Linked DNA regions of Homo sapiens: region 1 is linked to region 2. The links are chromatin loops, found by intact Hi-C in ENCODE. Cell type or tissue: PC-3. All regions are shown on one strand. Each heading gives the region's core, and the rest is flanking DNA. Links, peaks and the distances in the headings are about the cores only.

What was found. Peaks named below come from ENCODE experiments on the same cell type or tissue, not always from the same donor. Only the 100,000 strongest peaks of a DNase experiment are listed, where the experiment ranks them.
Region 1: a loop joins it to region 2, with 2.6 times the contacts of the local background. A loop is called at or near these places in 1 of 110 quality-filtered maps.

Annotation. Positions count from the first base shown.
Region 1 is chr15:62,442,562-62,446,954 of GRCh38, reverse strand. All of the region lies in intron 1 of TLN2 (talin 2), which reads right to left. Among named protein-coding and RNA genes, the nearest start is that of TLN2, 54 kb to the right of the region's middle. In PC-3, for the core only: no CTCF peak of the experiment used is centred there; DNase peaks (open chromatin) are centred at 1,524 and 2,314; H3K4me3 peaks cover 312 bases; H3K27ac peaks cover 1,966 bases.
Region 2 is chr15:62,751,558-62,755,950 of GRCh38, reverse strand. TLN2 (talin 2) reads right to left here. Exons shown (of 59, transcript NM_015059.3): 35 at 3,524-3,646; 36 at 2,035-2,178; 37 at 258-419. Among named protein-coding and RNA genes, the nearest start is that of MIR190A, 70 kb to the left of the region's middle. In PC-3, for the core only: no CTCF peak of the experiment used is centred there; DNase peaks (open chromatin) are centred at 1,900 and 2,810; H3K27ac peaks cover 2,681 bases.

The sequences.
Region 1 (4,393 bases), core at 104-4,103, 310 kb after region 2:
CCACGTTAGAGTTTGGGAAATGCTGATCTATTCCATTCATCTAACAACTAATTATGCCTTGTCCGGTTTGAATGGTTATTTAATCTTGTGTTCTTTAGCTCTGTGTGTATTTACATATTATCTTAAGTAGAATATTCATTTGAGCTAGAAGCACAACTTACATGTCTTTGAATACCCTACAGCCCCCAGTCCAGCCCTTGTAGAGATACTGAATACATTGTTTGATTTGAAAGTATTAGACCCAACGGTAAAAATCACAGATGTGTCTTAGAATACAAAAAAATGTTTAAAATCACAGCGATCAGGTAAAGTTCCATTCATTTTTTTATATAAGAAAACTGAAGTCCAGAGATGTAAAACGGATCATCCAAAGTCACAAAAAAGTCAACAGTAGAACCATGACTAGAACCCAAGTCGTCTGACTCACTAGCTAATGTTCCTTCTGTGATTTAAGTAAGCACTCTTCTAGACTCCAGCTGGTTTTCCAGCAGGTAAAGGAATCTAAGGTAGTCTAGTGATCTGAATACCACAGGCAGTAGGACAGAGGCATACCAATTACAAGGAATTAAAATACAAAAAGAAGACCCAAGCTCTGCTAAAATGGGAGTTAAGCGCTCAGAAGATTCCAGATGCTTATTAGGAGTTTAAGACTACAGAGCTTAAGCCGGGCGCGGTGGCTCGCACCTGTGATCCCAGCACTTTGGGGAGACGGGCGGATGACGAGGTCAGGAGATCCAGACCATCCTGGCTAACACGGTGAAACCCTGTCTCTACCAAAAAATTAGCGGGGCGTGGTGGCGGGCGCCTGTAGTCTCAGCTACTCTAGAGGCTGAGCCAGGAGAATGACGTGAACCCGGGAGGCGGAGCTTGCAGTGAGTGGAGATCGAGCCACTGCACTCCAGCCCGGGCGACAGTGAGACTCTGTCTCAAAAAAATAAAAATAAAAATAAATTTATACAAAAAAAAAAGACTACAGAGCTCAGTATCAAGAATATCAAGAAAGGGCCAGTAGGCGATGGCTCATGCCTGTAATCCCAGCACTTTGGGAGGATCCCTTGAGCCCAGGAGTTCAAGATCAGCCTAGGCAACACAGTGAGCCCTCATCTCTACTAGAAATTTAAAAATTAGCTGTGAGTGGTGGCATGTGCCTGTAGTTCCAGATACTTGGGAGGCTGAGGTGAAAGGATTCTTTGAGCCCAGGAAGTCGAGGGTGCAGTGAACTGTGATCAGGCCATTGCACTCCATCCTCGGTGACAGAGCAAGACCCTGTCTCCCCCAACACCCACCCTCAAAAAAAAAAAAATCTAATACTGACATCTGTAATTTGTATAGCTGAATAAGACGCTTGACTGACTTTTTATTGGAACATCACATTAATAGTTTCAGCATTTTACTTCTCAAACAGCTACATTTATGTTTACTTATACACTATGTAAGGCCTGATTATATTCAAACAAATGCTACTTAAGGGTGTGTGTGTGCACCAGTGTATTATGCATGTGAGTCACTGTTTGTTTCTAAAGAGTTCCAATGATGACACTGTGATACCTCTTATTCCTCCACCAGCATAAAAGTATCATGAGATAAACTCTAACGTATATAGCATATACATTAGAGTTGCTTGGGGGCAGGAGAAAGGGAGTTGTTATTTGCTAATACAGATTCAAGACCTCCAAAGGTGGAGGTGGAGGTCACTGTAAAGCCACAGGTGATTCCTATCCACTGGCAGGGATAAGAACGACTGCTCTGAAGGCCTGGAGTCAGCTGGGTCACACCTGCAGGTGCTGCAGCCTGGGCATTTCAACAGCTCCAGTTCTATCTTAAAGATCAATTCTGCCAGTAAGGCCTCCCTGACCCCTGATATCCCCAAGCCTGGTATTCTCTCTCTTGCCCAGAACTTGACCTGGATAGCTGACACTGGGCATTTGCCTGGTAACTCCATGGTTATGATACATAATAACTGTAATTTTGTTAAAGCATAGTGGTTCTTTGTACTTTTAGTTCATCAGTAAGGCCCAGTGGCTCTCAACCAACCCCCAAACATACACATGCACCAACACTGCAGATGACAGGCAATGCTGCACAACCCCACATGCCTTTGTCAGCATCCAACACCATATGCACCCTAGCAGCAGCTGGCTCTGCTTCTACCCCTCCTGCCGCACTCAGTAAAGCACTTTGGAATACATACATGGGAAAAACAGTAATACAATAGTTGCCTTGCTGCCTTTTTCTAGTAAGTCATCCAAAAAGTTTAGAGCCTTAGCCAGTAATTAGAAGCAAATGACTCCAACACGCCTCACCATTGTTCATGACACAAGAGTGAGTCAGGACCGTGCGGTGAAGAACCACTGACAGCACCAGTTACTAACAGCCTTGTGCTGGTGCCGGAAATGGAGACAAAGGCAAAAGGACTAAGAAATGAGGGTTCTTTAGAAAGCAGACATATGGACCAATTCAAAATCTTCAAAGTCTACATTATTCCATTTTATAGGTTAAGTTATATGCTATGGGAGTATTCACAAATTTGGGAATTCACAAAAGCTCCAAGACAAAGGCCTATGCCGCTTCATGGAACTTACTTCTTACATAAGATTCAAACCACTGCATCCAGAGAATGAAGTCATCTGAAGATATGGTCCACATGGGATTTGTCACCTCCATGGAGACCAGTGACCTCACATCATTGAAGACCAAGGCCCATTTCTCAGATCTCCTCGTCCTGCCCTCTAAGCAGCATCCAGAATTACTAGCCTCACCCTCCTCCTCAATATTTCCCTGGCCTGCCTTCTCCCTCTCTGGCTTCTCAGACTTCTTTATAGGTTCAAACGGCTCCACCCCACCATTAGCTATTAAAATCCCTCCAAGGCTCACATCGGTAGGTGCTCAATAAAGGTTCTTGACTGGATGGTAAACTGCTAACATCAATGAACTGCTAGAAAACAGATTCTCCCCTTTATTTGTTTTGAGACAGGGTCTTGCTCTGTCACCCAGGCAGGAGCAGAGTGGCACAATCATGGCTCACTGCCATGGGCTCAAGGGATCCTCCCACCTCAACGTCCCAAGTAGCTAGGACTACAGCCACATATCACCATGCCTGGCTAATTTTTTGTTTTCTGTAGAGATAGGGTTTCGCCGTTACCAAGGTTGATCTCAAATTCATGGGCTCAAGCAATCCTCTGTCCTCTGCCTCCCAAAGTGCTGGGATTATAAGCATGAACCACTGCATCTGGCTCAGACTCCCATTTTATACACACCCTACAGACTGAATCTCAGATTCTCTAATCAGCAGGTGAAATCAGGGAAAATGAGGGAGGAATGTCCATACCCTACTCTCATCTAATCTCTTTCCAATGCTCCTTTAATCTAAAGTTTGAAGTTCAGGAATTTTAATAGACGTTGATTGGGCCTCCTTTGAGGTAGCTGGGAATACAAATTGATGAAGAGGAAAAGAAATCTTCCTTTACAGCTTTAATAAAAAGCTCATTCATAGCCCAAAATACGTTCCTATTGCCCAAGTGTTAGTATTATAACAAAGATGCAGAACTTTTGCCAATTAATGTCAGTGTCCAACAGAAATTGTTAATGGTGATAAAACAAATTAAAGTTTTATATTAGAACCAGTTAAGGAAGCAGGAAGGGCACAAAAACCAAACACTGCTATCAGAAGAGATAACAGAAGGCATTTATTAAGCTGGATTGCCAAAGAATATAACAAATTTAATATTAAAATTATAACTACAGTAGTCTGAACAATGGCCCCCCAACAATATTCACACCCCAATCCTCAGAACCTGTGAATGGTATCTTACATGGCAAAAGGAACTTTGCAAACATGATTGAGGAGGATCTTGAGATGGGGAGATTAGTCTGGATTATCCAGGTGCACCTCGTGTAATCACAAAGGTCCTGAAAAGAGGGGAGGTAGGAGGACCAAAGTCAGAAGACAGGAGGTGGGACAGTGGAAGGACAGGTGAGAGAGAGCTTAGAAGATGTGGCACTGCTGGCTCGGAAGACGGAAGATAGGACCACTAGGCCAAGAACTGCAGGCGGCCTCAAGAAGCTGGAAAAAGCAAAGAAATGGATTCTCTCCTAGAGCCGCCAGGAAAATCACAGCCCTGCTGACACCTTGAGTTTAGGACTTCTGAACTCTAGAACCTAAGTTAATAAATGTGTGTTGCTTTAAGCTACTAAATGTGTAGTAATTTGTTACAGCAGCAAAATGTTTCTGTTTTGATTTTATTTTGAAGGTTGGGTATTAAAATATAGAGAAAGAAAAAACAAATTTTTTTTTTCTATTATCTCACACAGTACACTCAATACTACACTTCTGGTCACCAAAATGTATGGGGATTTCTCCTCCCACAGCAACCTCACACAGCAACCAAGCAGT
Region 2 (4,393 bases), core at 120-4,119:
TAAGCTCCTCATGTACAGAATTTGGGGAGGCCTCCTTCCCCACCATCTAAAAGGTTAGTAGAGCCCAAGCCTGTTGGTTTTTCAAGAAGAGTATCTCCATTAGTAAGGGATGCCTATTCAGTGACACAAACCATAAGACTGAATTAGAAGTTAAGCTTCACTAGACAAGGAGAGGAGTGGAGCTTAAATCTTGTTCCCCTTCCCCCGCCAGAACAGGAGTTACAGAGTTCAATAAGGCCGGTAGTCCAGCGACCTACCTTGATGGTCTTCACCAGGTTGGCAGTGCTGTTGGCGACTTCCTTGGCTGACTGGACGAAGTGCCTCTTGGCTACTGGGTTGGCCGTCTTGGATGAGGCGATGCGGCAGGCATTGCACAAGGCTGACGTGTGCTTGGCAACAATTGTGGCGGCTGACAGGACCTACAAAGCATGGAGCTAGGTTGGGGGTACCCCATGCTACAGTGCAGAGGGGTCCACCCCGGTCCTCAGCCCTGGGTTCCTGTTCAACTCACATGTTCAGAGCCTGTGTAATTACAAGCATGTCTAGTTCTGCGACCCTCAAAGTCACTCCAAGAAAGAGGAGGGCAAGAAATCTTAAGCACAGATAATAAAGAAAGAATAAGAAAAAAGGAGGTGCTGACATAGTGGTGGGATAGGCTGAGCCCCAGGTAGTCTTAAAGGAGATGTAATCAGTTAGCCTTTGGAACCCCAGATAGGAGGTCCAGGGTATAGCATCTAGACCAAGGTCTACACATACCCAATTTTAAGTTTTCTGGCAGTCACTTTAAAATAAGTAGAGAAACAAGAGAAATTAATGAAATAATTTCTTCTATTTAACTTGGTATATCCAAAATATTTCATCATATAACCAATTTAAAAATATTGAGATTTTACAATCTTTTTATCATACCAAGTCTTTGAAATTCAGTGTGCACTGCATATTTACAACCCATCGCAGTTTGGACTAGTTCCATTTCAAGTGCTTAACAGCCACATGTAGCCAGTGGCCACCATACTGTAGAGCCCAGATCCAGATGACAAAAATACATATCAAGGTGCAACAGCTCCCTCCTCATCCATGGAGGGCTGCTGGCACCTACTGAGGTGTCTGGCTCAGGAAGTTCCACAGGCTCCACCCCGCCAGCCTCAACTCATTTGCTTTCCTGAATCCACCTGTTCTGCTTTGCTGAGGCTGGTAACACCCCTTTGGCCTTGCTGGATGGGTAAGGACTCCCAGATACACCAGCTCTTGGGGCTGCTTTAGGTCCACATGGTCCTTGTGTTTCCTTCTTTGTTCAGGCCCTTCTCCTGCCTCAAGAACGTGGGCCCCAGGTTGATGGTGGGCATGCCACTAACAAGACTGCCTCCTCCACCCCCATTCCAGCCACTTCTCCTTCCTTGCAGTACACACTGTTTTAATAAGTGACTGGGACCCCGTGCCACTCAGGTATGAGAGGTGTTATGGAATGTCACATGTACTGGCTCTTCCTCAAATGTCATTCTGGCTTCTTTCTGTGCTGCAGATTCTACCCAACTTTGAGGCCCGGTTCAGTGCCGTCACTTCTGTGAAGTGAGCCCTGACAGCCCCCTTGGAGAATTAATCACACCTTCCTTTGCACATCCCTGGCACTGTCATCGTGCCCTGGTCATTGCATTTTCCAAACTTTGCCTAACACACTAAGAGCCAAGGGGTAGAAAACGGAGCCCTGCGCACATTGAACCCTTACAGCTAAGCACAGAACAAGCCCTCAATTCACGTCCCCTGAAATGAATGAAGACTCCTTGTCAATCTCACTGTGATTACTTCACTCCTTTTGCCTTCTGGCACCCCATTTCAAGGCACTTACAAATTTCCAGATTCATCATATTTTGCAATATTTGCTCCCACCTGAGTCATTATCTACAATGCTGGCATTTAGCTACCTTTGCAAGCTCTGAAAGAACAAGATTCTTTACTAATTTCTCATAGTCTCCCACAACTTACCTAGAGGAGCTGCTTAAGGGCTTGAAATCTTACATCCTCCCCAACAGTTACCTGTGATGGGCTGCTGCCAGGGTCCACCAAGTTCTGGCATGCCATCTGGATGGCCTGGTTAGCCCTGGCAAACTGGATGGGGTCCACCAGGCCCTGGTGGCCTGCCTGGCTGTTTGGATCAGAGATGCCAACCAAGTATGCAGCCTAGAAAGGGAAGAGAAAAACCACAGCTCAGGCTCCGTGCTCCTAGGTGAGCCTGCTGGGGATGATGGTCCGCACTACACATGCAGCTGTCACACTCAGGCACTCCTCAGTTCAAACTGGTCAAGGTCATCTCATCCCGCTCACCAATAAGGGTGTAATAATGAACAGGTTTATGCCAGCTTGACATACCAGAAGTAGTTTATCACAGGCTCATGGAACAAAGTGTCCTTGTTCTTCTGAGAGAGCCTCAAGAAATTCTTCTTTGGGGGCATGGATAAGGATGGATGCAGCCCTGACTACTCTGGCAGCCATCTTGTGATCACGAGGCTGCCCAGCCTCAGCATGAAGCTGACTCTTTGGCTGGCAGACAGGAGAGGCACAAAACAGTGGGTGCATGCAGACTAATGGTGTGGAGCTGCTGGGTCAGCCAACCGTGGAGCCTGCCCTGTCCTAGGGTTCCTCATCTCGTAGCTTACCGAAGCATGTCCTTATTGCTTAGGTCAGTATTTTCAACAGCAGAAGGGATCTTAACTTTGTAATTGAGTAAGATGGCCCAGAAAAGAAACAACAAAAAAGGCAGCATTTGGTTCCCAAGAGGACAAGAGGGCACAAGGGAAGGGCTTCTCTTTGCAATTCCATTTAGATGTGTCAGCCAAATAAAAAAGAAAAAATGAATCTGTGCATAGGAATTTTGATCTTATTTCATTTCTCCTGAGATCTGAGGGGAAGGATAAAGGTAGATAATTTCATCCCCTAAACTAGTGATGTTTCTCTGTGGTTCAGTAAAATCTTCTAGGTTCAAGGTAACTGTCAAATGATGAACGCTTTAAAGTAGATGCTGACATCTTTGAAGCTTCTGTCATGGGAGGTCAATCATCATTGAAAATACAGAGGATAGTCAAAGAAGGGCAAGGAATGTGCCATATCATGTCTCTGCATGATGGCATCTTATTTTTTTCTCTCTCTGATTCTAAAAAGAGCATGACATAACAGTTTCGCATTTCTAAAGCCTTAGCAAATTTAAATTATTTAGTGCTTATTTTTCTACCCCAAACAACTCATCTATAATAAAAACTTTTAAAAGGATTGAAAAGTTGGCCTCTGAACCTATATGCTGGGTCTGTACTGAGTCTTGCCATGCTCCCCAGCCTGGCCCATGGCTGCTCTGCTCCTCGGGGGTAACTGGCTCATGTTTTGTGTAAATGCCCCAGCCAGCACAGAAGCCACTGCCTTTCCCATGGTTTCTGTGGTGGTACTTGGAGAAAGAGGTGCAGCTGGAGTTCCCCCACACCTCCCACAGGGATCTGGCACAGGGCACATGGCTGCATCGGGACTAGCCCCTTACCTGGGCTGCAGCCTCTGTCAGCCCACAGAGAGCCTTGGATGCAATCCCCACACATTCCCCAAAGGCAGGGAGGTCTCCGGTCTTGGCATTCTGTGAAATCCCTGCCATCGATTCACCCAGAACCTGCAAAACAAACGGCCAGCAACATTCTCTATCCAGCATTGCCTCAAACCAAGGGGTAAAGGAGGCTACACTCCAACTTTAATATTCAAGGCAACTTAATTTGGAACATTTGACATTTTCTCCTTTATTTGGATTAAAAAGAGATGGAAGAAAATTACATCATTTCCATTCCACAAAGAGATAAGTACAATGAAAGTATAACCCCAAAGTTATCTGTATTCCAAGCAGTTAGAGTTAATATACACAGACAATATAGTAGAGTCTATAAAAGGCAACTCATGGGTGAATGGTCTAAACTGATAACTAGTTCCCAGAATATAAAAATCATATGCATCGAGCTGTAGGTGAGGTCATAATCAGAAAGCATGATACTCACCCTTCCAGATATCATTTGTCTAGTTACTGACAGTAAAATTTAAATAGAGATCTTTGTTAAGTATGTTTCCTAAATACTGTAAGAATTTTGCCTTATTTTGAAAATCACTGGTGTGGTGTATTCTTTCTTCAGAGATCTTTACAATCACAGCTGAAAGAGATTTTAGTGTTCAGAATCCAACCCAGAGTGGTCATGCATCCTGTACAAGGTCACAGTGAAGGTCACATGGGCAGGTACAGGGTGCCCAATGTAAATTTGGTGTTCCCTCATTATGCCCCAGGAGGGCTGGTCATATTTTCCTTGGCAACAATGATGGAACTGAAGGATGTTTTACCCTGTGGAGAGACTGTGGTATTGCCAGGTCTAGAACC